Linked DNA regions of Homo sapiens: all the other regions are linked to region 1. A link is a loop called in an ENCODE intact Hi-C map of the cell type or tissue named here. Cell type or tissue: PC-3. All regions are shown on one strand.

What was found. Hi-C counts contacts between places; a loop is a spot of excess contacts. Peaks named below come from ENCODE experiments on the same cell type or tissue, not always from the same donor. Only the 100,000 strongest peaks of a DNase experiment are listed, where the experiment ranks them.
Region 2: a loop joins it to region 1, with 11 times the contacts of the local background. A loop is called at or near these places in 82 of 110 quality-filtered maps.
Region 3: it touches region 1 in a loop (11-fold over the local background); 3 of 110 quality-filtered maps call a loop at or near these places.
Region 4: it touches region 1 in a loop (6-fold over the local background); 8 of 110 quality-filtered maps call a loop at or near these places.
Region 5: it touches region 1 in a loop (9-fold over the local background); 4 of 110 quality-filtered maps call a loop at or near these places.
Region 6: it touches region 1 in a loop (6-fold over the local background); 31 of 110 quality-filtered maps call a loop at or near these places.
Region 7: a loop joins it to region 1, with 14 times the contacts of the local background. A loop is called at or near these places in 84 of 110 quality-filtered maps.

The regions. Positions count from the first base shown.
Region 1 is chr1:64,267,484-64,271,483 of GRCh38, forward strand. No RefSeq gene overlaps it. Among named protein-coding and RNA genes, the nearest start is that of UBE2U, 66 kb to the left of the region's middle. In PC-3, a CTCF peak has its summit at 1,776 (motif pointing right); a DNase peak (open chromatin) is centred at 1,798; H3K4me3 peaks cover 592 bases; H3K27ac peaks cover 569 bases.
Region 2 is chr1:64,822,846-64,826,845 of GRCh38, forward strand. The region is part of intron 11 of RAVER2 (ribonucleoprotein, PTB binding 2); the gene reads left to right. Among named protein-coding and RNA genes, the nearest start is that of RAVER2, 80 kb to the left of the region's middle. In PC-3, a CTCF peak has its summit at 1,533 (motif pointing left); a DNase peak (open chromatin) is centred at 1,526.
Region 3 is chr1:64,402,352-64,406,351 of GRCh38, forward strand. No RefSeq gene overlaps it. Among named protein-coding and RNA genes, the nearest start is that of CACHD1, 66 kb to the right of the region's middle. RefSeq lists an enhancer at 433-1,632. In PC-3, no CTCF peak of the experiment used is centred here; no DNase peak of the experiment used is centred here.
Region 4 is chr1:64,583,118-64,587,117 of GRCh38, forward strand. All of the region lies in intron 3 of CACHD1 (cache domain containing 1), which reads left to right. Among named protein-coding and RNA genes, the nearest start is that of MIR4794, 5.3 kb to the left of the region's middle. In PC-3, a CTCF peak has its summit at 1,562; no DNase peak of the experiment used is centred here.
Region 5 is chr1:64,342,017-64,346,016 of GRCh38, forward strand. No RefSeq gene overlaps it. Among named protein-coding and RNA genes, the nearest start is that of CACHD1, 130 kb to the right of the region's middle. In PC-3, no CTCF peak of the experiment used is centred here; DNase peaks (open chromatin) are centred at 1,285, 1,725 and 3,665; H3K4me3 peaks cover 1,322 bases; H3K27ac peaks cover 3,507 bases.
Region 6 is chr1:64,483,320-64,487,319 of GRCh38, forward strand. The region is part of intron 1 of CACHD1 (cache domain containing 1); the gene reads left to right. Among named protein-coding and RNA genes, the nearest start is that of CACHD1, 15 kb to the left of the region's middle. In PC-3, a CTCF peak has its summit at 3,950; a DNase peak (open chromatin) is centred at 1,562; H3K4me3 peaks cover 387 bases; H3K27ac peaks cover 986 bases.
Region 7 is chr1:64,674,246-64,678,245 of GRCh38, forward strand. It overlaps CACHD1 (cache domain containing 1), which reads left to right. Exons shown (of 27, transcript NM_020925.4): 20 at 1,156-1,316; 21 at 1,652-1,738; 22 at 2,650-2,766; 23 at 3,914-4,000. Among named protein-coding and RNA genes, the nearest start is that of RAVER2, 69 kb to the right of the region's middle. In PC-3, a CTCF peak has its summit at 1,618; no DNase peak of the experiment used is centred here.

The sequences.
Region 1 (4,000 bases):
TGGACACAAGTTTTTGCAGGCAGAGAATGGGTCAGAAAGAGGTTGGGATAGGAGGGGAGCAATTAAAAGCTTCAGAGGCTGGACATGACCCCAAGTAGCGGGATCTATACATGGACCTACATCTGCCTAGTTTCTTGTCTTGTTTCCTCCATATTCAAGGAATGAGATGTCGCTATTTACTAATGTTTCTCTTCTGTTTTATCCCAGAGTACGTGCCATTTTCTCTTAAACCTTGACCTATCTCCTCGTATTCTTATAACTTTATTTTCTCTGTCTCTTTTTGCCATATTGTCTCAACCTACACATGTGCTTTGGTCTCTCCTATTCTAAAATATGTCTCTGCCTTTGACCCCCAACTCTGCTTGCCTCACCAGTATTCACTCATTTTTCTCAGTCAGATTTATTGATCTGCCTTCCGGGTTCAATATTTAGCTAAATATTTAGCTAGCCAGGAAAGTGTCAAGAGACCAGATATGTGTAGTAGAGCTTTCTGGTGGCACATGCCCATAGTCCTAGCTACTCAGGAGGCTGTGGTGGGAGGATTGCTTGAGCCTGGGAGATCGAGGCTGCAGTGATCTGTGATCATGTCACTGCACTCCACTCTGGGCAACAGAGCAAGACCTTGTCTCAAAAAAAAAAAAAAACAAAACAAAACAGAACAAACACACCTAGGTTTCTATGGTTGTTGAGAAAAACCAAATAAATGCATCAATACATTAATATTTATGAAGTTCTAATAATAGCACCTGGCCTATAGTAAGCACTATATTTGTGTTTGATCAAATAAAAAACAAAATTTACTTCTATTTAGTTAATTGATCCCATGCACTATGAAAGAAATTCAGATTCAGGGGGCCTGAACTGAAGTCTATAAACCTGCAGTTTTAAAAATTACCCCAGCTGGCCAGGCGTGGTGGCTCACGCCTGTAATCCCAAAACTTTGGGAGGCCGAGGCGGGCGGATCATGAGGTCAGGAGATCGAGACCATCCTGGCTAACACGGTGAAACCCCGTCTCTACTAAAGATACAAAAAATTAGCCGGGCATGGTGGCGGGTGCCTGTAGTCCCAGCTACTTGGGAGGCTGAAGCAGAATAGCGTGAACCCGGGAAGCGGAGCTTGCAGTGAGCCGAGATCGCGCCACTGCACTCCAGCCTGGGCGACAGAGGGAGACTCCGTCAAAAAAAAAAAAAACAAAAAAACCAGCTGATTCTGATGAAGATGATTAGTGGATGACACTTTGAGACAATGTAATTCTGAGATTAATTTCAAATATGATTAACATGGCATGCCAAATCGTGCCATTTGATAACGGAGTGTGTCATGTATAGTAAAACTCCACAACTGACGCATACCCTCCACTGGATATGACGTCAGATCTGAAGTTAAGGTTCTATAGGAACGCGAGGCCCCAGCCCCCTTGTGATCAGTCTGGATGGATTCTGAAAAGAGAGGAGAAGAGAGAAGCAGGGAATTTCATTTTTTAAAATGTTCTGAATTAGCCGGGAGTGGTGGCGCATTCTTGTAGTCCCAGCTGCTAGGGAGGCCTGGGGCACGAGATTCGCTTGAACCCGGGAAGCGGAGGTTGCAGTGGGCAGAGACCGCGCCACTGCACTCCAAACTGGGCGACAAAGCAGGACTCCGTCTTAAAAGTATAAAATAAAAATAAAAGTAAATAAAATAAATATTATAAAATTTTGCATTTACGTCATTGTCAATGTTTTTTAAACTTGCGTTGTTGTTTAGACTCCACTTCCCCTCCAGATGGCGCCAGTTAGCTATTTCATGCACTTCAGTCTTAAGAGACACTTCACTGGAAGCCAGGCACCAAGCCTCCTTATGCTTTTAAAGGCTCGTATGGCACATGACCACTTTATAAGAGCGGAATACTTTGTTTTCCCTCCCAAGGAAGATGTTTACTCAGTACTAGGAAAGATTTACTAAAAGAAAAATAGCCCAGAGCTTACAAATTACTCACGTTGATAAAATCATAGAGCCAACCTGGAGAAATCAGTCAGTCCTCACCACTGGCTTCAGGCAGGACCACACAGAAACCACCCTCTTGTAGATGAGAATGAGCCTGAGTTTTGTTTAATGACTTCCAGACATCAGTGCATCCACTGAGAACTGCTGCCTCTCCTACCTGAGGGAGGGAGGGACTTCCCTAGGGGTTGACAGTTAGAAGGCTCTCTGGGGCCTGCCTGCCACCTAGACCTCCTTTGCCTCCCTGCTGCTCCCTTACAGGCCATGGGTGCCCCTAACGAGGAGATGGTAGCAATGGTGTTGGCTGGGAGATGAAGGGGGATCCTGTGCCTCTCTGTTATTTGGCAGTTAACTAAGAATATACAGAGACCCAGAGTTAAATTTAAGCCACTCTCTCCAGAGGGTGAGATCTCAAACCTTATCTAAATATTCAACTCCAGTATTTAACCACCTCCCAGAAGAGAGTTCTTTTTGGTTAATCTGATTCCTAGATGCAAAAGTATAAGCCCACTTGATTTGGGGTTTTCATCATAAAAGATGGAGTGCAGCTGGCTCTCATTTTCTGAGCAATATCCCTTAATAGATCTGAAGGCTAATTTTAAATGTTCTATACCCTTCTGCGATCTGTACTAACCAACCCCAGACCTTTTCATTCTTTGTTATGGCCTCTCAATGTTCAAACCCTCTCCCCGACTCTTCATCTCACTTTCAAGTTCTAAGGACCAGACTGGAATCTAAATGAAAAGTGATCACTTGAACAGCCAAGGGTAATTATATTTACAAGTTGAATTCTGTTTCAACAAATACAATTACAACATCCATCCTGATCTCCTGAGGCTTTTTGCATGTCTCAATAACTAGCTCATGTTAACAATCCTTCACCGATATAAAAAAAATGTTTTCTATAGAGGAGAAAATTGTATATACTAGATGTGTTCACAAGTTGCCATCCATTTTTAAGTAAAACTTCATAACTAAGATATTGTTCTCATTAAGTAAGTGTATGTACAATAATTAACTTAGAATATGTCTAAAATAAACCTCAATGTCACCAGTGAGGGCTACTAATAAGATGATATTACTTTAGTGTTCAAAATTGTTTAAATAACTCTGAGTTCTCATATTGTGTCATATGAGTCAACTTTTTCCTACGTTCCATGGCAAATAACAAAAGACCTACTAGAGGATTAAAGAGGTAGAGACTCTTTTTTTTTTCCACAAAATAAGGAGCCCTTAGGTGGGCAGTTGCTGGCATTGGTTCAGCTAGTTGGGCAATGAAGCCATCAAAGACCAAGCTTTTTCTCTTTCCTCGCTACCATTTTTAGGATGTTGGCTTTTGTCTCCATGCCTTTTGCTTCTTGATTACAAGATGGCTGCTAGAAGGCTGGGCATAGTGGCTCACACCTGTAATCCCAGCACCTTGGAAGACCGAGGCAGAAGGATTGCTTGAGCCCAGGAGTTTGAGACCAACCTAGGCAACATAGTGAGATCCTGTTTCTACTAAAAAAATTTTTTACAGTTAGCCGGGCATGGTGGTGTGCACCTCAGGAAGGTGAGGCAGGAGGATAGCTTGAGCCCAAGAGCTCTAGGTTGCAGTAAGTTATGATCATACACCACTGCACTCTAGCCTGGGCAACAGAGTAAGACTGTCTTACAAAAAAAAAAAAAAAAAAAAATGGCTGATACAGTTCCAGACTTCATCTGTTTGTTCAAGATAGGAGGAAGGGAAGAAGAGGGAAGGGAAGTGATGCTGGCTGCTACTTCTGTTCTAGAGCAAAGGGTGACTCAGTGTCCTCAATGCTAGAAACCAAACTGGTAGCAAAATTTTTAAAAGTCGGTTCTGTTAATAATATAGTTTATCCATACTCATTTAGTCATTCATTGATGATTCAATGGGTAGTTTACAGTAGCCTTTACCACATTTTAATATGCATTAATAATTGATAAGTGAGAGAAAGGATAATTTTATATATTTTTAAAAATAATATTTTACATTATTGTATTTTTGCACTTGCAGAA
Region 2 (4,000 bases), 560 kb after region 1:
ATTCACTAGAAAGGAATGGAGTACTGATCCATGCTACAACATTGGTGAACCTTGTGAACATTATGCTAAATGAAATAAGCCAGACAAAAAGTCCACATATGATATTCCATTTATATGAAATATCCAGAATAGGCAAATCCATAGAGAATGTAAGTAGATAGTGGTTATTGGGGGCTGGAGGAAGGAGGAGTTGGGGAGTATGATTAACAGGATTTTTTTGGGGAGGGGAGAGTGATAAAAATACTCTAGAATTCAATTGTGGTGATAGTTGTTCGTAAGTTGGTGAACCTTGTGAATCAACAAATTTTGGACTCTTTAGAAATTAAGCTTCAACTGTACTAAACAGAGAATAGCATTTTCATTTAGTGTTTTAGAGATCCTAAAAGTAGTTAGTTATGAGCAAACAGATCAGATCAGTTTTTCAAGATCTAGGTCTAATTAGAAATCAGTTTTAAATGGACTACCCCTTCCATTTCTCTAGTCAGTTGTAATAATTAATTAGAATTGCCATTGAGCTGTGAATTTTCTCAAAAACTGCATGTCTTGAATATTTGAACTATGATTGGGAAAACTTAAATCAGAAATAAATTATTTAAAAATTTGTAGTATACACTCTAGCAGTTATTAATAGCATTATAGTCAGCTATGTAATCCTGTCAATATGAATGTACAAATTGAGTTTGAAATTTCAGATTCTGAGGTCCTTCTATGTCAAATGGTTGGGAGAAGTCTACCTTAAAAGAGAAGCTTTTGAGCCCATTTATTAAATGTCTATTAAACACCTAAATCTAACATCTAATTATAATCAGTCAAAGACAAAACATTTCACCCTTCCCCTTTTAATTAAAATAGGTAAAAATATATCTTAAGCACCTTTCCAGTTTGACATAGTCCCAATAATGTAAAGAAAAATGTAAGAGGTTTTTCAGCTGTTTGATATGACTGTGTAAGTTGTGATTTTTTTTTTTTTTTTTTTTTTGAGACAGCGTCTTGCTCTGTCATCCAGGCTGGAGGGCAGTGATGCAATCTCAGCTCACTGCAACCTCCACCTCCTGGGTTCAAGTGATTCTCCTGCCTCAGCGTCCCGAGTAGCTCGAATTACAAGCACCCACCACCATGCCCAGCTAATTTTTGTATATTTAGTAGAGACAGGGTTTCACCACATTGACCAGGCTGGTCTTGAACTCCTGACCTCAAGTGATCTGCCTGCCTTGGTCTTCCAAAGTGCTAGGATTATAGGCATGTGCCACCGCGCCCGGCCTGATTTTTGTTTTTCATTTAACACTTGCCATATGTGGCAGTTGTCCAGCATGCAGCACAGCAGTGTTATCTACTTGCACGGTGTGTTCTTGTGTTACCCTGATTCCAGGGATCTCCCCTGCCAGGAGGCTGACTGCCTGTTCCAGGGAATCAACCACAGAATATATGATGAGATGATGTGATGAGGGGAAGAGGAAAGAAAAATGAACAAAAGACCTGGAAAATGAATGCTTGGTCCTTTCATATGGAGCCTAATGCTGCCACCCAGTGGTCAAATAATGCAGACAGACTTGCCAAAAAGTACATTGTGTTATGTAATGAATGCTGTGTGGATTTTTGTATGGACCGTGATAGATCCGAATCGTGTGACAAACACCTACCATACAAAATATGTTTTAAAACATAAGCCTACTTTAAACAACAATTATGGGAGCACAGGTTATCTATATATTAACCCTAGACAATAACTTGGAAAGTACTTTTAAAAAGTGATTTTGGTTAAAAACTGGAAGTAAGGAAAGCAAGCTGTTGAAATGTATTTCGGCTGGGCGGGGTGGCTCATGCTTATAATCCTAGCACTTTGGGAGGCTGAGGTGGGTGGATCACCTGAGGTCAAGAATTCAAGACCAGCTTGGCCAACAGGGCGAAACCCCGTCTCTACAGAAAATACAAAAAATTAGCCGGGTGTGGTGGTGCACGCTTGTAATCCCAAATACTCAGGAGGCTGAGGCAGGAGAATCGCTTGAGCCCGGGAGGCAGAGGCTTTAGTGAGCCGAGATCCCGCCATTGCACTCCAGCTTGGGCAACAGAGCGAGACCCTGTCTCCCAAAAAAAAAAAAAAAAAAAAAAAAAAATTAGTGCTGTGCAATACCTTTTTGGGGATGAATCGTTAAATCCAAAGTTAGGACTCAACCATTATTCATATGAAGAAAGACAAGTAGCTGAGAGGCAAATATGAATATGAACATTGGAAACATTTGTTATGTATATATATCAGACAGAGACATTTTATTATATCATTAATGTCACAGAATGAAGCATATTGATTTTGAAACATTTTTAACAATGGGAGAAAGTTATATTTTTAAATAAAAATTTAAAAATGTTTAATGCAGAAATAATGATAAAATTAATTCATGTTTCTGTAGGTCTGAAATCTAAAAGCTGGACTTGAAGCTATAAGAAAGGGACATTAGGGGCTTGATTCAGATCTCAGGAGAACTAGTGCAGTCCCATTTTGGTTCTCCGTATACCTGACTCCACTGAAGAGACAAGACTTAGAAAAGGTGAAGTGGGGCTGAAGGTAAGGGTGAGACTGAGGAGTCCTTGAGGCAGAATTTTCTGAAAACAAATTTCATTTTGTATTTAAAGGGCTACCTGCTAGATGCTTATATTCTTTTCAGAAGAACAACAATAATAAATATCTTTAATTGGACTGATAGCAGATGAGCCTAATGGAATTCACTGTTGACATTAACATATCCCAAAGGAATCTTCTGAGGGATAGTCAAGATTCCCCTTTCCCCAATTCTTACGATGGCTTTGAAAACTAGCCACCAGTTCAATTATTGACATGAGCTTAAAAATTGAGCTTAAGATACATTGTATTAAAAACTGGCAGTCAACAAATGATATTGTGACATTCTGTTTCTACATTCACTTGGAAATCAATGGGATAAAAGAAAGTCTACATTTACATGAAAATAAAAAGATTTGCTTTAATAAAAGAAAATTAACTTTTTAAAATCCAAGAATAAAATAGCGACTGCATAGAGAATGGGTTTCATAGTAGATGTGTGCAAAAGATTGGATTGGTGAGCAACATTTAAAAGAGCCAACTAATTTGAAATTCTAACGAGAGGGCAGGTGCCCAAAGCGAGAAGCACATTAACCTTTGCTTTGGTAGGCTCTAGTAGATTACGGTGTTCAGTTTTTCCATGTCAGAGTGTCAGAGACCATGGCCCATGACTATTTGCTGAAGGAGCTGGGAATGGATGCTTAGAAAATATTTTTTGAAAGGTATTCATTTACTCATTCAACCAGTATATACTGAATGTCTACTATATGACAGGACTGTTCTAGGCACTAGGGATATGGCAATGAACAAAACATCAAAATCCTTATAAGAATGGAACTTACATTTAGGGGAAAAAATTAGTAAAAGGAATAGTGATCGCTGCAGAGAAAATAAGATGGAGGCTAAAGAGTGTCTGGGAAGTCTTGGAGTTTAAATACGTGGTCAAGGAAGGGTTCATAGTAAAACTGATTCTTGGGCAAAGACCAGAACTTTAGGGAGTATGCCACATGAATATCTATGTAAAGTACATTCCAGGGACAGGGAACAGCAAGTGCAAAGGTACTGAGGCAGAAACATGCTTGGTCTGTTAAAGGAACAGCAAGCAACCTTTAGGGCAGAAGAAGAGGGAGCAAAGTGGAGAATAGGAGATGATGTCACAGTGGGGTCGGGGAGGCAGAGGGCACAGACAATTTAGGACCTTTTAGGCCCTTGTAAGGACTTTGGCTTTTACTCTAAGATAGAAAGCCACTGGGATGCTTTGAGTAGAGGGATAATTGACTGTATTTATAGTTTAACATGCCTAGCTGCTGTGTTAAATAATGAATGTAGAACATAGCAGGGTCAGTTAGGGAGCTGCTGTGGTACAATCCAAGTAAAAATGCTGACTTGGACAAGCCTGGAAGCAACAGAGGCAGTGACATGTGGCTGGACTGGAGACATTTT
Region 3 (4,000 bases), 130 kb after region 1:
CAATTTACCTTTCAACACTTTCTCAAGCAGTTTCAACACCAGGAAACCTCTTTGCCCCATGTCTTTGAGCTGCTTGATCACATCTGTGTTCTTAGATCACAGCACCTTCAGTCAGCATGGGGCCTTCTCCATCCACCCTATCCTTCAGCCTCTCTACTTTAGACCTTCCGTAGTTTCTCAGTCCTTTTAATTCCAGCCCCTTTCCACCAAAATCCTGCCTCCTCTGGTGTTCGGCCTCTGAGTCATCTCCTCTTTCAGGAGCTGCTGATTAATATAGAAAAATGAAGGTGAGGACCTGAGGAGATCTGGAAGAAATGGCAGGAAAGTATTCCTCATAATGACTTGGTCTTATTTGAAATATCTTTTCCAAAAAATCTGTAAAGGCCTCTTATCCTGAGGCTAACCTCTTGCTAGCATAGCTACCCTTGTTTTTATGCTGAAAGACTGTCTCTCCCCTTTACAACCTTCAGTCGCATTACAAAAAAAAAAAAAAAAACCCACTTCTATCTAAATATAATTGGGAGTAAAGGCTCCAGAAAGGAAGTTACAAGTAACCAGGCATTGTTCTGTCATAGGGCCAAGGCTTATGCCTGAGCCAGCTCATGAGCCACCCTCAGGTCACCCTGGCCCACTCTGGAAAAGACACACTCATCATCAGTCCCTCAGTCCCGCACGCAAAGGCACCCTCATTCTGAGCAAGAGGTGGGTCATGTAAAATACCCTTTGTCCACTAAGTAGAGCTTCTCCCTGCGGAGGCAGAAGATGGAGGGGGCATGTGGCCCTCAACAGCAACCTGAGTAATCTGCTTCAAACACAGAATGCTGCTATTGAAAAGTCTGCAGGATAGTGTCACATATGCCAAGGGACCTGAAGCCTTGCCCAAAATCCCATATTGACTGCTTTTCTTTACTTAAAAAATTGTGTGTTGAGGCCGATTCCCAGCACACAAAAAGCTTTAGGAACTGCTGGTTCCCTACAGTCACAGCAATTGCAGACATGTGTGGCAGTTATTTGCAATGCAGGGATGGTCAGACTCCAAAAACTTGATCACCATTTTCAGAGGCTGAGTTTGACGAATTTGGAATCAGAAATTCTGTTCACTTTGTATAAGCAACCACCACATTGCCACATTCCCCTGTGATTAATGGCCAGAGTTAGAGAATGATGTATCTCATCCTCCGAGTATGTGGCACCCACTGCCTGGTTTATCATGACCACTCATGTCATTACTGCTTCTGAAACATAAATCAATGAAACTGAATGACTGTGCTGACCACCACTCTCCAGACTCAGATGACAACTCACCACACACACACGCCACTTCAAATCCTTTTTTGTAAATAGTTATTTTAAATAAATAAGTAACAAGGGCTTTCTCTGGAAGTGTTGTGTGAGCACCTGAGGATAATTCATTTATACAACAAAAGCAAGTGTTTCCTGTGATTTCCCTGGAGTTGGATCAAGATAGGGTTTGCCTTGAGTCCACAGGACCAAAAGTTCTAGAAAAAAAAAAAGAATACAAGTTCTAGAAAAACATTTCTCAAAGTGTGCTGCTCAGAACAAGGATCCCTCAGGAAATTAACAGGTGTTATGGAAGAAGAATGTTCTGTGGTCAAGCAATTTTGAGAAACACTGCATTAAACAAGGTTAACCAAGTTAAATAGGTCTCTTTACTGCAGGACTTCTCAGAACTTTTGATATACTAATGTGCATTGCAAATTACAAAGTTGTGTATGTTGCATTTTTAAAACGAATTTGACCACAGAATACTTGTTGTTGAGCATATTACAAGATGTGCTTCATGAAACAGACTTGAAGCCTTGTTTAGAGGGTAGACATTACCTTACTGCTCAACTTTCTTCCTCCTAAGGTAGAAAAAATCAGCAAGATGTGAGAAGCATGTCTTTTGGAGCCATCTGGTGTTAATTTCTCATTTGTCAGCTGAAATATCTCTGTCCCCGTCTGAAAGAGATGTTCCTTGCCACAAAGTGTTTTGTCTGACCACTGTGAGCAAGCACAGACCTCCCTGCCTGTTCCTCCACTGGGTCTCCTAAGACAGCTCCAACCCAGCCCTGTTCCTGGAATCTACTCCTCATGGCTTCACTCACCCCCTTGGCTTCAACCTTCATGACTTATTATCTCCATTGGGTTCTTTGCCTTGGCCTTTTGGTGGATGCCATTATTTCCAAGAAACTATTTTCTTTCTGGCTGTAAGACTTCAATCCTGCATCATGTTTTGGAAGAACTCTGCTTCCTGCTCCAAACATTACACTCCCATTCCTCTCCACCTACCCTCATCTGCCCTCTTGCTTCCTTCTCCCCATGCATACTTTCCAGCCTCTCTGTAAATGCTTGTCCTAGCCCTGTCCTTGACCTTCACCTGTGGCTTTGCCCACAGCTATATTGTAACATTGACTACTGGAGGTTGCCAGGACCACAAAATATTGGAAGGATTTCTCTTGCCACATAAAAGGTCAACCTAGCCACAGAAGGAGTGCACCATGAGTGCTAAGCCTCAATGTTATTGTTTGGGTTCTTTTGAGTTCCCTATGGTTTGCAGGTTATACTGCATTAGTTAGTGGGTTTCCTGGAGTCATTTTCACCAACAAACAACAGAGTTGGTGAAAACTTGTTCTTCCTATATTTTTAACATTTTTATCTGCTACACAACACTCCATAAACCTTGCTTATTTACGTGTAATTAAGAGTCATGGCAGCTCTCTGCTTGTAGACCAGAGATTATGATCAGTCTGTCATTTTATTTGATCTTCTTTTGTTTTTAGTTATTTTTCTGTTAAAGTGCCCAGAGCCCTGCAGGCAGAAGTGCCTTCAAATTAAAATGTATTGTTAATATTCTGGACCACACACACTGGGTTCTTCATGTGACTCTGAGTTTTGCTGCTGAGATGATTGTGCATGATATTCTGATGTCGAGAAAATATGCCTGACTTAGCCTATTTTGCAGAACTCCTTTGTTCCCTGAGGCAAATTTGGCATGATTTTGTTGAAGGTTCAGTTGGGATAACCCGTATTCTTTCCCCAAGGTCACGTTTCAAATTCCTTGTCAATCAATTTAATGAAAGGTAAGTAAATACCTGACTTCAGACCAGCCAAATAACTTCAGCTTCTTGGGGAGAGCATGTGTGTGCATGTGTATGTGTGTATGTAAGCGTGTGCATGTCTACGTGTGTGAGCACATGTATGTGTGTGGGGAGGGTTGAAGGGAGATAATAAGACCTTCATTTAGTGACATCATGAGACAAGAACACCTAAATGTCTTATAAAATTGTCAAGGTTATTTATCAATTGAGACAGGTACTATCACACACAGGCATCAGAAAGATATCTCAGTGCTTATTTTCATCTACCTGGATGAGTGTGTCTACAAAGGACTTAGAGTACATTGTAGATCATATTTTTAAGGAATATGAATTCCCCAGGCTGAAGGGAACCAAATTCCAGAAACACCCTCAGAGACAGCTCTTCTTGTCCACCCAAGCCTGTGTTTGTTCCTTAGACTCACTCCATCCTCTACAAGAACATGCATCTTCAAGCCAGGACCATAGGCTCTTCCAAACTGTCCTGTTACAGGTTGGCTGATTTATACATACTGTCTCTATCTTCCCCTGGGTGTATCCACACATGACCCTTGTCTCTGAGTCAAGAGCAGTTGCCAGCTACTACCCTTCATGGATTGACTCGCCTTCTTCCTTCTCACTTAGCCAAAGCTTATTCATCTCTCAATGTCAAATTCACACCATGAAGCTTCAATTCTAAACTCCAAAGGGGAGAGGCCATGTCTGTTTTATTTCCAGTTACTTACCCAGTACTTGTCATAAAATAAATTCTCAAAAAATATTTGTTGAGTGAATAACAAAAGAATGAATGAGTTTTCAACATGGACTAAGGAATCAGGAAACCCCGCGGTACTTAACAAAAAGTCAGGCTAAGCCCTGCCCAAAGTCATCAATCCTGAAGAAGCAGTTCTAATTAATTATTT
Region 4 (4,000 bases), 320 kb after region 1:
GCAAAGGATGGATATAATGGTTTTTGGTGGTTAAATGATGCTTTGTTTCCATAAGCAAGTTTTTACTTATTATGATTTCTTGCTGGGCTTTTAGGTAGCAGGGCATCCTCAAGTCATTTTATTTCTCCATTTATATGATGTTAAGATGTGCCTTTGTCTGGCTTACCCTGTCTGTGGCCTGAAGAAACTCATACTAGTTGTTCTCTAAACTAAATGGAAAGCATATATAATTTGGAATGAGACTGTCTGGATAGGAATTCTACCCCTAACACTCAATACCCACATGGTCTTTGGATATTTGGTGTCTTTGAGCAACCCTGTCTTTATTTCTGGAATGAGAACAATAACTAATACTCCAGGATGTTGTGAACATTTCAGTGAAATCAAATGTGAAAGTAGTTTGTAAACTGTAATGTTCTAAACAAGTATTAGCTGTAATATTGCATATTTGTATACCTTCATATCAGAGTGAACATTTCAATTTTTGTTAGGTATTAGTTCCTTCTCACACCACTAATAAAGACATACTTTAGACTGGGTAATTTATAAAGGAAAAGAGGTTTAGTGGACTTACAGTTCCACATGGCTGGGGAGGCCTCACAATCATGGCGGAAAGTGAAGGAGGAGCAAAGACACGTCTTATATGGTGGCAGGAAAGAGTGTGTACAGGGGAGCTGCCCTTTATAAAACCGTCAGATCTCGTGAAACTTACTCACTGTCACGAGAACAGCACAGGAAAACCCACCCACCGATTCAATCATCTCCCACTGGGTCCTTCCCATGATATGTGGGGATTATGGGAGCTACAATTCAAGATGAGATTTAGGTGGGGACACAGCCAAACCATATTAGGTATAATCAAAGATTATCTTTTATAGTGGGGCACCTGTAACTTAATGTTTTGACAACCTTACCACTATCTAAAAATAAAATGAGGGTCCAGTTGGGTTTTAGGCCCAAAGAAGAAACCATTTTCAGGGCAGGAAGAACAGATAGTAAGGTAAGGAGAAGTTCTTAGAGCTAGATTTATGCATTTTTCTCCTAGGGAAAGACATGTGGCAATGTCTGGACGCATTTTCAGTTGTCACAACTTAAAAGGCTGGAAGAAAGCTCCTGGCATCTCGTGAGTAGAGTCCAGGGATACTGCTAAACATCCTATAACATTCAGGACAGCTCCCCAAGACAAAGAATTACCTTGCCCAAAATGACAGTAGTGCCAAGGTTGAAAAACCCTGGCTTAGCACATTGGGGATCTTCATAAATTCCTAAGTAGAACTAGTGCTCTAGAGGGGAAAAAACCTGAAACTTGAATTGGCTGGCTGCTACTGGTGAATCTACCCAGTCACTTGCCCACCTGGTGAATTTCTATGAATGTTTCAAGGAGCAACTCAACAATTGCCCTTTCTTCATAGCTTCCAATTACCTCTTTCTTTCCTCTCCTTATTCCCTTTTGTCCCTGGAAGAATTTATTGCTCTCTCATCTTTATTCCCATAGTAATTTCCATACATCTCTATATAGTGTAGAACTTAATGTATCAGACCTTGTTGTGAGTTGGCCTCCCCTTCTGTTCTGGGCAGGAATTACACCTCATCTTTTATTACCCCTAGCACCTGGCCATTGTATTTAATTTTTATACTATTTGTTGGAATCTGAATTGATTTAAATTGATATAGGAACGAGTAAGAAGGTGTCTACTCTCTAGAAATGTATAAGTTACTGGGTGTGGAGTGGCAAATATTGAGCATAATTAATAGGGCAAAATGTGACATAGCAGAGAGGTATTGTGGTTCCTCAAAGCAGAGAACTATACCAGATAGGTTGTATTGGAAATGATTTTATGAACTTCAGAAATATGCCTCTTACTTGATTTGGCCATTAGGAGGAACATCACAAAAATATATATAATATAAACATGTAAAGAAAAATACCGCAGTACCATTTAGAATAGAGAAAATTATAAATACTCTAAATTTCTAGCAATAGAGGATTAGTTAGGAAAATTGTATCACATCCATATATATGAGATGGTAAGATGCAGCCATGCTGTTGAAGCTGACTTGTGAGAATGGTCAGACATACATACACACATGCATACATTACACTTGATATTAGCCAAAAAGCCAAGAACACACATGTGTGCATTAAGTTTGGGAGTAAAGACAGTGATTTCCATTTTGAATATGTTGAGATAAGGGTTCAGGTCTGGGATAGAGGCCATCTAATTTGGTAAAACCCAGTGGTCAACCTTTTTGTTAATACAATCAAGCATAAAATGTAGTTTCTGTCCTTTAGGAACTTCTCATTTAGTTAGTTGAACATCCATGAGACCTTAACTGTACCCCTAGAAAAATACACACCAAGTAAGCAGATTAGTAGGAGAGAATGTTCCTCCTTCAGAGGTGGGACCTCTGCACTGAATGCTGAAGATGCAGTATTCTCTCCTGACCAGGAGTAGTTGACAGAGCCAAGAACTGCTTGGGGTGGATATTGGAAAACCAAAGCAGTTCTGAAGGTAAAGCTGAACAATCAGAGAATGTACAGATAAGCAATACAATGAACCTCCTTCAACAAATTTTAAAGATACCTGACAACAGAGAGATCTTTTGCAACAGGAAGTGGCCTGTGAGGACTCCCTTCAATTATACTGTGTCTACTTGGCTTTGAATGGAGCCCACTTTCCAGTGAAATGTGTGAAGGAATTTTGGGAGTGAACCCTGAGCTGATACTTTTCTAGACTTTGGTTGAACACAAGCACTTTGTAAAATTACAGGAACTCCTCAGTTTTTTAATGAAGATTTAAAAATGGAAAGAGTTAGTAGTATGTTGTTGCAGTGAACAAGGGTACAAATTCTCAGCTAGCCACCTTTGTTCCAACCCCTCAGAAAGTGCTTTATCTGCATATTCTAACAGCTGGGGTGCCTGCTGAACACATTTTCAGTTCACGCCTTCCTTTTGTTTTTTTGGAGATAGAGTCTCACTCTGTCACCCAGGCTGGAGTGTGATGGCACCGTCTCGGCTCACTTCAGCCTCCATCTACCAGGCTCAAGCGCTTCTCACGCCTCAGTCTCCCAAGAAGCTGGGACTACAGGGGCGTGCCACCACGCCCGGCTAATTTTTGTATTTTTAGTAGAGATGGGGTTTCACCATTTTGGCCAGGCTGGTCTCAAGCTTCTGACCTCAGGTGATCCACCCACCTTGGCCTCCCAAAGTGCTGGAATTACAGGCTTGAGCCACACTTGAGCGACTGCACCCAGCTGACACTTTCCTATATTCCAATCCTTCCAAAAATGTCTCTATTTTGAATCTTAACAACTTCATGTTGGAGTTAGGTGAGGAAAGGAAGATCTCCTAGTCTTTTGAAGCAGTCTAAGGATGTGGTTAAAAACTTTTTTTTTAATACTAGGGAGATTTGGTTTTGAATCTCATGAACTCATATGTGGACCTTTGGAAGTCACTTATTCTGAGCCTCAGTTTCCTCATCAGTGAGATGAGGATAATGAGAGTACCCACCTCACATGGTTGTTATAGAGGAGATGTTTTTAGGTTATACTTAGACATTTTTTTAAATTTGATTAAGTATTTACTTCAATATTTACTATGTCAACAGTTTTTTTTTCTCTACTGGCAATAACAAAGTTTCTTTTTAATGTAAATGTAGCTAAATAAAATTGAATTATTTTAAATGAAAACATTAAGTGAATGTGACCAAATGTTTGAAAGTGATAGACATGTAGTAGTGACTGAAGTTCATGAAAAATGGGCTCAAGATTATTGCTAAAGTCCTTCCAAACTGTAAGATATTGTAGTTCTATGAGGCAAACGCTTTAAAACCGTTTATGCCTATGGACTGTATCTTGCCATATGTATATGTATTAATACTGCCTTTATAATAAATATAAGCAGTTGGACCTCAGATAAGAGACCTCCAGTCTTAGTTCTGAATCTTCTTCATTCTTAAGTCATCTGGGCCTTATGAACATTTTTTTTAAACTCAGCACT
Region 5 (4,000 bases), 75 kb after region 1:
TCCCTTGGAGATTACCTGCTGGAGGCATCCTTTCTAAAGACAAGCACTGCCTCCCTGAGATTGCATTGCCTTCTCCAGCTGGCCATTGCGTGGTCCACCCCTCTGTTGAGTCCCATTATCACTCCAGGAGGTACTTTTGGGATAGGTCCTTTTTTTTTTTTTGGAAGAAGTCTTGCTCTGTCACTCAGGCTAGAGTGCAATGGCGTGCTCTTGGCTCACTGCAACCTCTGCCTCCCTGGTTCAAGCGATTCTCTTGCTTCAGCCTCCCGAGTGACTGGGACTACAGGCGTGTGCCACCATGCCCAGCTAATTTTTTTGTATTTTTAGTAGAGATGCGGTTTTGCCATGTTGACCAGGCTCGTCTCAAACTCCTGACCTCAAGTGATCCACCCACATCGGCCTCCCAAAGTGCTGGGATTACAGGCTTGAGCCACCACCCCCAGCCAGGTCCCTTTTTAAATAATCCCAGGATAGTCCTTTCATGAAACCTTTATCTAGTCCATAAGAACTACACCCCTTGGCTTTCCATAGCTAGAAGTGCAGCTATCAGTATATCAGTATAGGTCTTTCTGTATTTCATTCTGCCACATCTAGCAGCCTTTAGATTTCTCCCTTGAGAGTTGCTGGGTCCTGCAAATTCCAGGGAACCCATATTAAGTTGTCTGAATGATTCTCTGGGCTCTCTTTTCACATGGTCCAATGTAAGGGTAAAGTACCACAGGTAGGAAAGGCAAAAATCAGCATACCTACAACTGTCTCCAAAACAGTCCTTCCAGATGACCTCTTCAACTTGCTCTTCTAAAGGTTAGAGGTGGGTTATGACCTGGTGCCAGGAGAACCTCTCCACAAGTCTGGCACAGATGTTCTAGCATCTCTAGGATGTGAGAGTGTTCTTAGCCTTTAGTCCTCTAATGAAATTCCAACAAATCAGGAAAAGTCTTTTTTGATAACCCATTAACATATTCAATGAAGTTTTTTTAAAAATAGGTGGTATTTGAAATTTTTCGATATTGCTTTTATGGCATAGTTTTTAAATCATTGGCTCATCAAAATAGTGGATTATCATTCAACTGATTCAACTGTGGGACCACTGTTAAACGGATGCTACTTTCAAAATTAAATTGAGAATGAGGATAATTCACACACTAACCCACCATTATAGAGAATGCTTGCTATTCCCTAGCCAGCAATGTGCACTCTCTGGGTTAACCACCCCACTTCCTGATGCTTGGTTCTCCGCTCACCCCTCCTCCAGTCTCAGGAATGGTCATTCATCTAACAAACATTTACTGAGCACCTACGCTATGCTGACTACTGTCCTAGGTGCTGAGGATACATTTGTGTATAAAACAGACAGTTAGGGCCAGATAATAAACAAAATAAATAAGTAAAATGCATAACATATATTAGCATGTGATAAGTGCTCTAGTAAGCCATTTCCCACATGTCGTTCCAGATGTGGGAGAGATTTATAATGTAAGACACCATAGTCCTGAGAGCTGGCATTCTAGCGAAGAAGAGTATGTAAACACAATTATAATACAATGCTGCTTAAGTGAGTCAGACAGCAGGGGTGTGTACTGAATGCTAAGTGACTAACCCTGCTTGAGGGCATCAGGAAAGGTTTCATAGGCTTTCTGTTTGAAGAACACAGTATTGTATTATAGAGAAGTAGTGATAACTATCTTCAACTGTAAGCTCCTGGCAGCTTTTCCCAGAGCCCCAGGCAGTTACCACCCTCCCAGTGCTTGCTTCAGCTTGTGCCTTCATTCCTTTCTCAGGTTCGACACTGAGGCCAGAAGCAGTGCTAGGTGGAGAGTTCCTTCTTCCAAAGACGTAGCACTCTGATAAAACAAACAAAAAAACAAAAAACAAAAACACCTTGGAGGAAGCAAAAGGAAATATGACCTTATGTCTATGGTCAGTCCACGAGACCCATAAAAAAGGAGGTGGTCAGCTGACCTGTCTCTTCATGCTCCACTCCATCTGCCCTCCAGCCAAAGGCTCACTCTCTGTGAAGCTGGATCCAGCTGGGCCACTATACTCACCCATGTTTCTTTTTAGAGGGGAAGCTCCTGGCAAACACTGCCTTGTATACATCTTTGCATGAGCCCGCAAAGCTGGCACAAGGCTTCCCCCACAGCAGAGTCTCAGTAAATAAAAATGAAAGGCAATGAAATGAATTGTTCCAAAGGCAAATGTTCTGCCCCTGGAACACACTGTTGCTTATTGGGATGATTTTGGATTCAGACAGACTAGGATTCTAATCCTGATTTTCTCCTTGTCGCCAAATTACTTTACCTCTCTGAGTCTCTTCCCTATATTTGTAGATAAGATAAATTTGTTGTGATGATTAAACAAGGTATTAAGATAATGCTTAGCGAGGCCGAGGCCGGGTGCAGTGACTCATGCCTGTAATCCCAGCACTTTGGGAGGCCGAGGTGGGCGGATCACGAGGTCAGGAGATCAAGACCATCCTGACTAACACGGTGAAACCCCATCTCTACTAAAAATACAAAAAATTTTCCAGGCATGGTGGCAGGCACCTGTAGTCCCAGCTACTGGGGAGGCTGAGGCAGAAGAATGGCATGAACCCAGAAAGCGGAGCTTGCAGTGAGCCGAGATCACGCCACTGCACTCCAGCCTGGGCAACAGAGCCAGACTCTGTCTCAAAAAAAAAAAAAAAAAAAAAAAAAAGATAATGCTTCGCACAAGGCCAGGCACATACTACTAGCTCAGTACAGGGGTACTATCACTATTATCAAGGTTAGAAACTACCAGGAGGGTGTTTGAACTCATTAATAAATAATAAAAAGCTATTTAATCATTACAATTCACCAACAATCTAAATGTTTCCTTTGAGAGGTAGTGAGCCATCCATCACTGGAGGGATTCAAGTAGTAAGACTGGATAACAGTTTCTACATCAGAAATTTCTGTACTTTGGTGACAGGTGGGAGTAGCTACGCTTCTTATGCCTTTCAAGGTAAAGTCGGCTGAGGTTGATTCTGGAGGAGAGATTAACAATTGAGAACGTGGCCTTTGGAGGCAGCCAGGCTGGCTTCAAATCCCAGCTCTGCCACTTTCCTAGCTCTGTAACTCAAGGAAAGTTACTTATATGTGCCTTAGTTTCCTTTTTTGTAAAATAGTTATACTAATGGAACCCCAGCATGCAGAATTATCACAAGGATTTAAAAAGTCATTATTTTGTGAACAATGACTCCTCATCTTCTGGTCTCAGGCAGACAGTGCCTCTCAACATCTACATAGTGACCTACTCTAGGAATCAATGGATTGTGACTTGCTTAAGGTCTCAGCTAGTCCCCCTCCCCATAAAATCCACACTTTGATTAAATTGAATCATTAAAGAAAATGTTAACACAATAGAATCAGTACTTTGGGGGCAAATAAGCAGAATCCACGTGAAAGTTTTGAACCCTGGGAAATGCATGAAGATGAGGGCTGTCCAATGTCTTCCAGTCTCCTGGCAGCCAGAACATGTTAATGTAGTGCTTCCCAGAATAACCACTCCCACCCCCACCCCTCCTTAGCTCTCAGAGCAAAGGTAGCTTGTTCATCTCATGGGATTTTGCCAAATGTGTTTGCAGAGCAGTCTCCCAATTAAAAAGCCCCAGGAGAAAAACTCCTTTACATAATGCCAGCATTTGCACACACACACACACACACACACACACACACACACACCTTATCTTGAGAAAATCATGCTGAGTGAATCACATCATTGGGAGTTGTGACTAAGACACTGCTGAGACCATTCATATCACCCCGTGCATTCAAGGAAAACGTAGCCAGCTTAGACAGAATGGTTCACATCTCGAAGCATGTCCTGAGCATCCTTGGCCTCCTTTTTCATCCCTCCTTTTCCCTGATCCCAAGAATCCCTGGCTACATCTTAGAGCCCTTCTATCATCTTGCTCTCTACATCCCTTTCTTCCAGAACAGAAAAACATTAGACATACATTATCAATTAGCTGAAGACA
Region 6 (4,000 bases), 220 kb after region 1:
TTAGACTTCATTAGTTAATTCATTTCACAAATCTTTATTGAACACAGACTATGTGCCAGGTATTATGCTTGGATTTGAGTTTATGTTGTCACAAAGAGACTTGGTTCCTACTCTTATGAAATATGCAGCCTGCTAGGGGAAATAGACATTAAACAAATAATCTTATAAATATACATTGTAAATTTTGAGTAATGTTTTGAAGGAAACATGGGGCCTTTAGAAAGAGTACCAAGGGCAGGCTGGGCTGGGTGTGGTGGCTCACTTTGGTAATCCCAGCACTTTGGGAGGCCGAGGTGGCAGGACCCCTTGAGGCCAGGAGTTCAAGACCAGTGTAGGCAACATGGTGAGACCCTGTCTCTACCAAAAAAAAAAAAAAAAAAAAAAGTGCCAAGGAGATCTTTTAGAAATGCAAGTCAGATGTCATACCTCTGCTTAAAACTCCCTAAAGGTTCTCATCTGACTCAGTAAAATCCTGAATTACTGGTGGCCTTCACAGCTGTATGTGATCTGGCCCCTGCCACCTTTGTGACCTTATCTTTTACCTTCCCCCCCCCCCTTGCATATAACTCTGTTCTTTCAGCACTCCAAGCACATTCCTGACCCAGAACCTTTGAACTTGCTGCTCCTCTTGCTTGGGAACAGCAAGAAGTATCCTTGCCAACCCTCTTTGAAACAGCACCGTCCCTTGCCCTTCCTCATTGTTTCCTACCCTGTTTCTTTTAGTGTTCGTCATGCCCCCTAACCTCTCACAGGTAAGCACTGTATTGTTCAATGCTATATTCCTGTAGAATGGTGCTTGGCACTTAGAAGTACCCCATAAATCATTATTGGACAAGGGTTAGCGGGAGCGACAACTCTAAAAGGGAATCTGAAGCAGTGATGGAAAGGAGGAGCCAATCAGGGGAGGGGCTGGGGGCCTAGTAGAAGGAGGAACCAATCAACGGAGAGGTTGGGAGGGGACTTGGCAGAAGGAGGAGGAGCCAACCAGGGGAGCGGTTTAGGGGGTCTAGCATTCCAACAGAAGGAAGAGGCTTTGTAGAGGTCTTGAGAGACAGGACCTTGGTGTAGTTTAAGAACTGAAAGAAAGCCAGGCGGCTGACAGCATACAAGCAGAAGGGTGATGTGAAGGGAGGAATTTGGGTTCTTATTCCTCTTCAATTCAGGTATATTTCCCAGTAGCTCTTTTAGGCGTGGCCAAAAGTGTACAGTTCTGTGGCATTAAATACTTTTCATATTGTCGTGTAACCATCATCACCATCCATCTCTAGAACTTTTTCATCTTCCCAAACTCTGTACCATTGAACAATAATGCCCCATTCCTCCCTCTCGCCAGTTCCTGGCAATCACTGTTCTACTTTCTATCTCTCTGAATTTGGCTACTCTAGGTACCTCATAAAAGTGGAATTAAACAACATTTGTCCTTCTGTGACTGACTTCACTTGGCATAATGTCTTCAAGGTTCATCCATGCGTAGCATGTGTCAGAATTTCCTTTCTTTCTAAGGCTGAATAATATTCCATTGTGTATATGTGCCACATTTTGTTTATCCATTCATCCATCAATGGACACTTGGCTTGCTTCCACCTTTTGGCTACTGTGAATAATGCTACTACAAACATGAGTGTACAAATATCTGTTTGGGTCTGCTTTCAGTTCTTTTGAGCATGTGCCCAGAAATGAAATTGCTAGATCATATGGTAATTCTGTTTGTCCGAGAAACTGCCGTACTGTTTTCCATAGTGGGTGTACCATTTTACTTTCCCACCAGCAATGCACAAGGGTTCTAATTTCTTCCCCTCCTTACCAATACTTGTTTTTTGTTTGTTTGGTTTATTTGTTTTACAGTAGCTATCCTAATGGGAGTGAAAATATACACTTTTTGTTGAAGTTTCATGAATTTTGAAAATGCAGTCATGTAACCAACACCACAGTCAAGATATACAACAGTATCATCACCCCCCAAAATTATCTGATGCTGCTCCTTTATAGTCAGTCCTTTCCCCACCTGAAACTCCTGGAAACCATCGATATATTCTCCATATCTATAGTTTTGCCTTTTCCAGAAGAGGATAAATGGAAACATTATGGTGTGCATTTTGAGTCTGGCATCTTTCATTTAACACAGTGCATTTGAGATTCATCCATGTTGTATGTATCAGTAGTTAATTCCTATTTATTGCTGAGTACCATTCTGTTGTACAGATATGCCACAGTTTGCTTACCCATTCACTAATTAAAGAACATTTGAGTTTTTGTAGTTTTTTGTTTTGTTTTGTTTTGAGACAGGGTCTTGCTCTGTCACCCAGGCTGGAGTGCAGTAGCATGATCACAGCTCACTGTAGCCTCCACCTCCTGGACTCAAGTGATCCTCCCATCTCAGCCTCTTGAGTGGCTGTGACCACAGACATGCACCATCATGCCTGGCTAATTTTTGTATTTTTTGTAGAGATAGGGTTTCACCATGTTGCCTAGGCTGGGAGTTTTTTGATGTTTCAAATCTACTATTAAACATTCAGGGTTTAATAGTAGTTTTGGGTTGAATGTAAGTTTTCATATTTCTAGGGGTGGGATTACTGTGCCATATGTTAAGTGTATGTTAAACTTTATAAGAAACTGCCAGTCTATTTTCCAAAGGGGCTATATTAGTTTGTATTCCCACCAGCAATGTATGAAAGTCCTGGTTGCTCCACAGCCTCACCACAACTTGGTAGAATCTGTCATTTTAATATAAGTCATTGTAAAATGTGTGAAATGGTATCTCATTGTTGTTTTAGTGAATATTTCTCTAATGAACAATGATGCTGAGCATTTTTTCATGTGCCTATTTGCCATTAGTATATCTTTTTTGGTGAAATATCAAAACCTTTGCTAATTTTAAATTGGGCTGTTTATTATCGATTTTTAAATAATTTAATGATTTTTATTAAATTTGTAGCATTATGCAATGAGCACCACTATCTGGTTTTATAACATTTCCATAACCAAAAAAGTTTTCACATATTCATTTATTGTCAAGTTTTGAGAGCGCGCGCACACACACACACACACATACACACACACACACACACACACATACACATACACACACACACATACACACACACACGTATTCAGATGTGTTTTTTATCTTCCGGATGTGGACTAAGTTCTGCTACTACAAATTGATTTTCTTTCGAGTGACATTGTTCTCAAAGGAAATTTGCTTTTATTATTTAAATAATAATGACATCCAGGATTAGAAATAATAAAGTGTAATCCAGGGTGTATAGAAATCTTCAAGAGAGCTGTGAGTTTTGCAGTTCTTGTTTTCAGCTAAAAACAAAGCATTATTTAGGATTTTTGGGTCAATGTGGCCTGTGTAGAATCTTGGGTTTAGTTAGTCAATCTGCAAGAAACTGTAGATTGAACTTCTGTTATGCACAAGCACAGCTTTGGGAGCTGGGAGCACACTGATGGATAGAACAGAGTCCCTGCCTTTAAGGAGCTTACATTCTTATAAGAGGGAGATAAATATTTAAACATGTAAATGCTAAGTACATGTAATGTTGGACCCTGACCAGTTCTGTGAAGGACATAAAGTAGGTTAACATGGAGTTCAAAGAAGGCTTCTTGGGGGTGCTGATATTTGAGTGGAGGCATGAATGATGATTGGTAGCAGCCTAGGAGGACCTGGAGTAAGGAATAAAGCATACAGAGACCTGTGGAGGGAAGGAGATCAGTGTGTGTGAAGGGCTGAAAGAAGGCACTGAAGAAAGGTGGGAATAAAGGAAGATGAGCGAGGATAGGATCACTGTGGAGAACAAGTTTGGATTTTGTTCTGGCTGAAATGGGAAGCCACTGGAGGGTTTTAGGCACAAGAGCAAGGGAGTTGGCTTTTGCTTAGAAGGATCCCTCTGGCTGGTTCCATTTTTTTCTCTTACTCTCTTGGCTCTGTCACCCCCTGGCTGTCAGTTTATCCTCAGGCTGGTTTTGCCTGTAGTAAAATGAGTACATTCAGTAG
Region 7 (4,000 bases), 410 kb after region 1:
TAGAATGGTGTGTTCAAAGCAAGGGAAGTCATTATTACCCTGTTCAGACCCCATACCATTTTGAGAAGCACTGTTTTTAAAGGAGACATTGACAAATGAGACTGCCAAGTAAGGTTGTCATAGGAAAGTCTGACTTATTCTGTGTATCTTCTATTATTTATGCAATGATTTCTGGAGTCTTCAGCACACAATGCCAGGATACTCAGGTAGATACTTCTCAAAAGGCAAATTCGAATAATTTATTGGCCCAAGTTATCCCCAAATGGAATTAGAGCATTCCTGGGTATTGGGGCTGTCAGGACTCCAAGCCTATGTTACTGCTTATGTTCTAGAGGTGGGTGTCTTCCAGACAGTTAGAAATTCATGTAGACCTCTAAAAACCCATTGAGTGCTATGATTCTCAGAACTAAGCTAATCCTCACCAAGCATATATACAGGGTGAATGGCATGAAACAAGCTTGAGGTGAAATAATTTGCCTAGTGTATCTGACACACATGCAGAAAAATGATTACATGCAACTCTACAATACCACTTTGGAATCTTTGATTTTCTAATATGATAAACAAAATTGGCAATTCAAGAAACTTGCTATCACATTTTCTTGTTATGGAATGAAGAAAAGGGATACTTGTTTTAGTTGGATTATTTAAATATTCTAGAAGCAGAAATTTGCCTGTTAGGTTTGATTTTTAAATAATTTTATTATTATAAAAGGAAAAAGGTTCATCACCCAAAGAAAGGGGAATGCACAATTTGTGGTTAACTAGGTTTGCATGTGAATAAATTTTAAACTATTCCTTCCCTGAAAATTGTCTTTTATTGCTTCTTGAAGTATTCATTTTCCTGGTATATTGTTATGTGTTAAGAAAAAACAGATTTTAATAACAGTTATAAAAGTTACATTTGTATAAGCACAGATAAAAGAATTCATAATATATACACAGCTGTTCAATGGGAGATATCTCTGATTATGAATAATTTTTATTTTCTAAATTTTTAACAGTGACTATATATTTTTTAACAGTGACTTTTGTAATCAGAAACATTTTATTTTAAGCTATTTTTCGTAGGTAGTTGAAGAGTTGTTTTCACCAAGGTAGGGCTGAGTCTTTGCATTGCTGTCTGTCATTTCTGATACCTTGATTGTTCTGTAGGGGGATTTGACGAACCTTGTGCATGGCAGCCACTGTTCCAAATACAGATTAGCAAGGATCCCAGGAACCAACGCGTTTGTTGGCATTGTCAACGAAACCTGCGACTCTCTTGCCTTCTGTGCCTGCAGCATGGTGGACCGACTCTGTCTCAACTGTCACCGGTAAAAATGCAATGGGTCATATTCTGTGTTCACCACACTGTTTAATATTTCAACTGATGTCAGGCATTTTGAAGTGCAAAATAAACAGAAAGTGCTGGTGTGTGTCCTGAAGAAAAGTCACAGTTACAAAGCCACTTAGAGCTGTGCCGTTTGCAGCATCCTTGTCCAAAGAACAATGGATTAAGGCCATTTATGTATTTAACCTTTGGCTGTAACTTCTTTTTTACTATTCTTTTAAACTAGCTCAGAGCTTCATTATTTTGCTTCCCCAGCACATGTACAACTTACAGTTTGCCATTGACCTTCTGCATAGTAACTTTCTTTTTGCTTTTCAGAATGGAACAAAATGAATGTGAATGTCCTTGTGAGTGCCCTCTAGAGGTCAATGAGTGCACTGGCAACCTCACCAATGCAGAGAACCGGTAAAATAATTAATAATAATAATAATAATAATAATAATAATAATAATAATAATAATACATATGTAATACTGTGAGTCTCTTATAGATTTGTTTTGAGTTAGGGCGTATAAAGATGATTCATTCTAATGATAGAACTAACTGTTCAGTGAGCCAGAATTCAAGCTCCGTAGTGCCATAAAATGATGCCTGTTTCAAGGTTTAAATTTAACTGCTGTAAAAGTATTAAGAGTGTATGTGCTACATACAAAAAAATGTGAGAATGTTTCAAGCATTTACTAAGTGTCTACCATGTGTTGAGTACGTTATGCACATTAAGTCACTTAGTGTTCTAATTAACCCTGTGATAAATATGCAAGTGTTTTTTACACACGTATGATGTGTTCTACAGCATTATTTATATCAGTGACAGATTTTAACACCAGGAAAATAAATTGTAATAAACCCCTTCTCTAGAAATTAAGAGTGTCATGTGTGTTTGTATTGTGTGTGTATAATTGTTTGTTGAGACATGGTCTCACTCTGTTGCTCAGGATGGAGTGCAGTGGCGCGATCATGGCTCACTGCAACCTCTACCTCCAAAGCTCAAGCAATCCTCCCACCTTTCTACCTCCCTCGTAGCTGGGACTGCAGGCATGTGATTCCCAAGCCTGTCTAAATTTTGTTGCTGTAGTAGTACTTTTCGTAGAGATGAGGTTTCATCATGTTGCCTAGGTTATTTGTATTACTTCTACTGTATATAAAGATAAGTAAATTGAAGCTCAGAGTTGTTAAGTGATTGATACAAGGTTACACACTAAGTGGCAAAGCCAGGATTCAAACCCAAATCTGTCTGACTGCTGTTAAGGACCAGGAGCATGAGTTTGGAATGTGGGCGGTGGTCGTCTTAACCTCCAGACTTACCTCCTGCACAGAAACCCCAGCTGCGAGGTCCACCAGGAGCCGGTGACATACACAGCTATTGACCCTGGCCTGCAAGATGCTCTTCACCAGTGTGTCAACAGCAGGTGCAGTCAGAGGCTGGAAAGTGGGTAAGCAGAATCTAGTAAAGAATTGAGGTTTTCCAGCTAATATTTATTATTCCTACTCTTCGTGTTTTAAAAAGGTATGTCAGTTTTTCAGATCTGAAACTGATTTCCATAAGCCTTTACCCACCAGATTAAATGTTGTCTCGTTCCCACTTATTACCCGTATTTAGCGTGTGTACCATATGTTAGTAGCCTCATCTGTGAATGGGAGTTTTTCTTGAAATAAAAGACTTGTGAGGGGCCATGGCATGAAGCAGCAGGGCAAGGGAGGAGGAACCCCTGAGGTCCAGAAGCAGAACCCAGTGGTCAAGGCTCTAGGTGTGATATTTTGAAGCTCATTTATTTTCCTTTCTTAGGAAACACATCTGCTTCATGATAGTTTTGAGAACTAAAAACTACATGTTCCCCGCTCTCTCCCCACTCCTCAGGTGGGATTAGGAGTTTGGGACTAGACATTATGGAAATAGTGGCTGTGGTAGACTAAGTAAAGGGGAGTTGGTTTTTAGCTTATTGTAGCTGTAGCTTGCCATTTTATTAAACAGTGTTTAGAGGGATAGCTTACTCTGCTTTGCGTGTGTATTTTAGCAAAGGAATTGTGGCATCAAACTGATTAATTTGGGATGTTATACAGTAGCCCCAAGTCAATTAAGTTTGGGAAATGCTGACACTGCATATATTCTCTTGAGACAGTCACAATGCATGTAATACACTAAAGGCTCTGAGAAATTGGCAGTGAGGAAACCTGTGGTGACTGGCCAAGTATTTCCAAACTTATTGGACTTTTTTTTTTATTTTTTTAAATGACCCCACACTTGGGGGATGTTAAGCCAGAGTCTAACAAACATTGGGGTCATTTCTGTTTGGTCTTGTAAGATGATTTTGAATAGCCCCATGATGTGTGGATGTCATTATTTAATTCACAGAGAGCAGTTTTATTTCTCTCCTTTCCAAGTTGTTAAGAGGCATAAAACAGTTATTTCCCTGGCAGTCTATTGCTATTCTCATTTTATAAGGAAAGGAAACTAAAGCTCAAGAAATTCACAGCACTAGTAAGTAATGGAGATCCTGAGAACTGTCTGATGCCCACACTTAAGTGCTGTCCCCTGCCCCACACTGCTTTATAGAAGACTAAGTATTGTTTTTCTGGCAGGGACTGTTTTGGGGTGCTGGATTGTGAATGGTGCATGGTGGACAGTGATGGAAAGACTCACCTGGACAAACCCTACTGTGCCCCCCA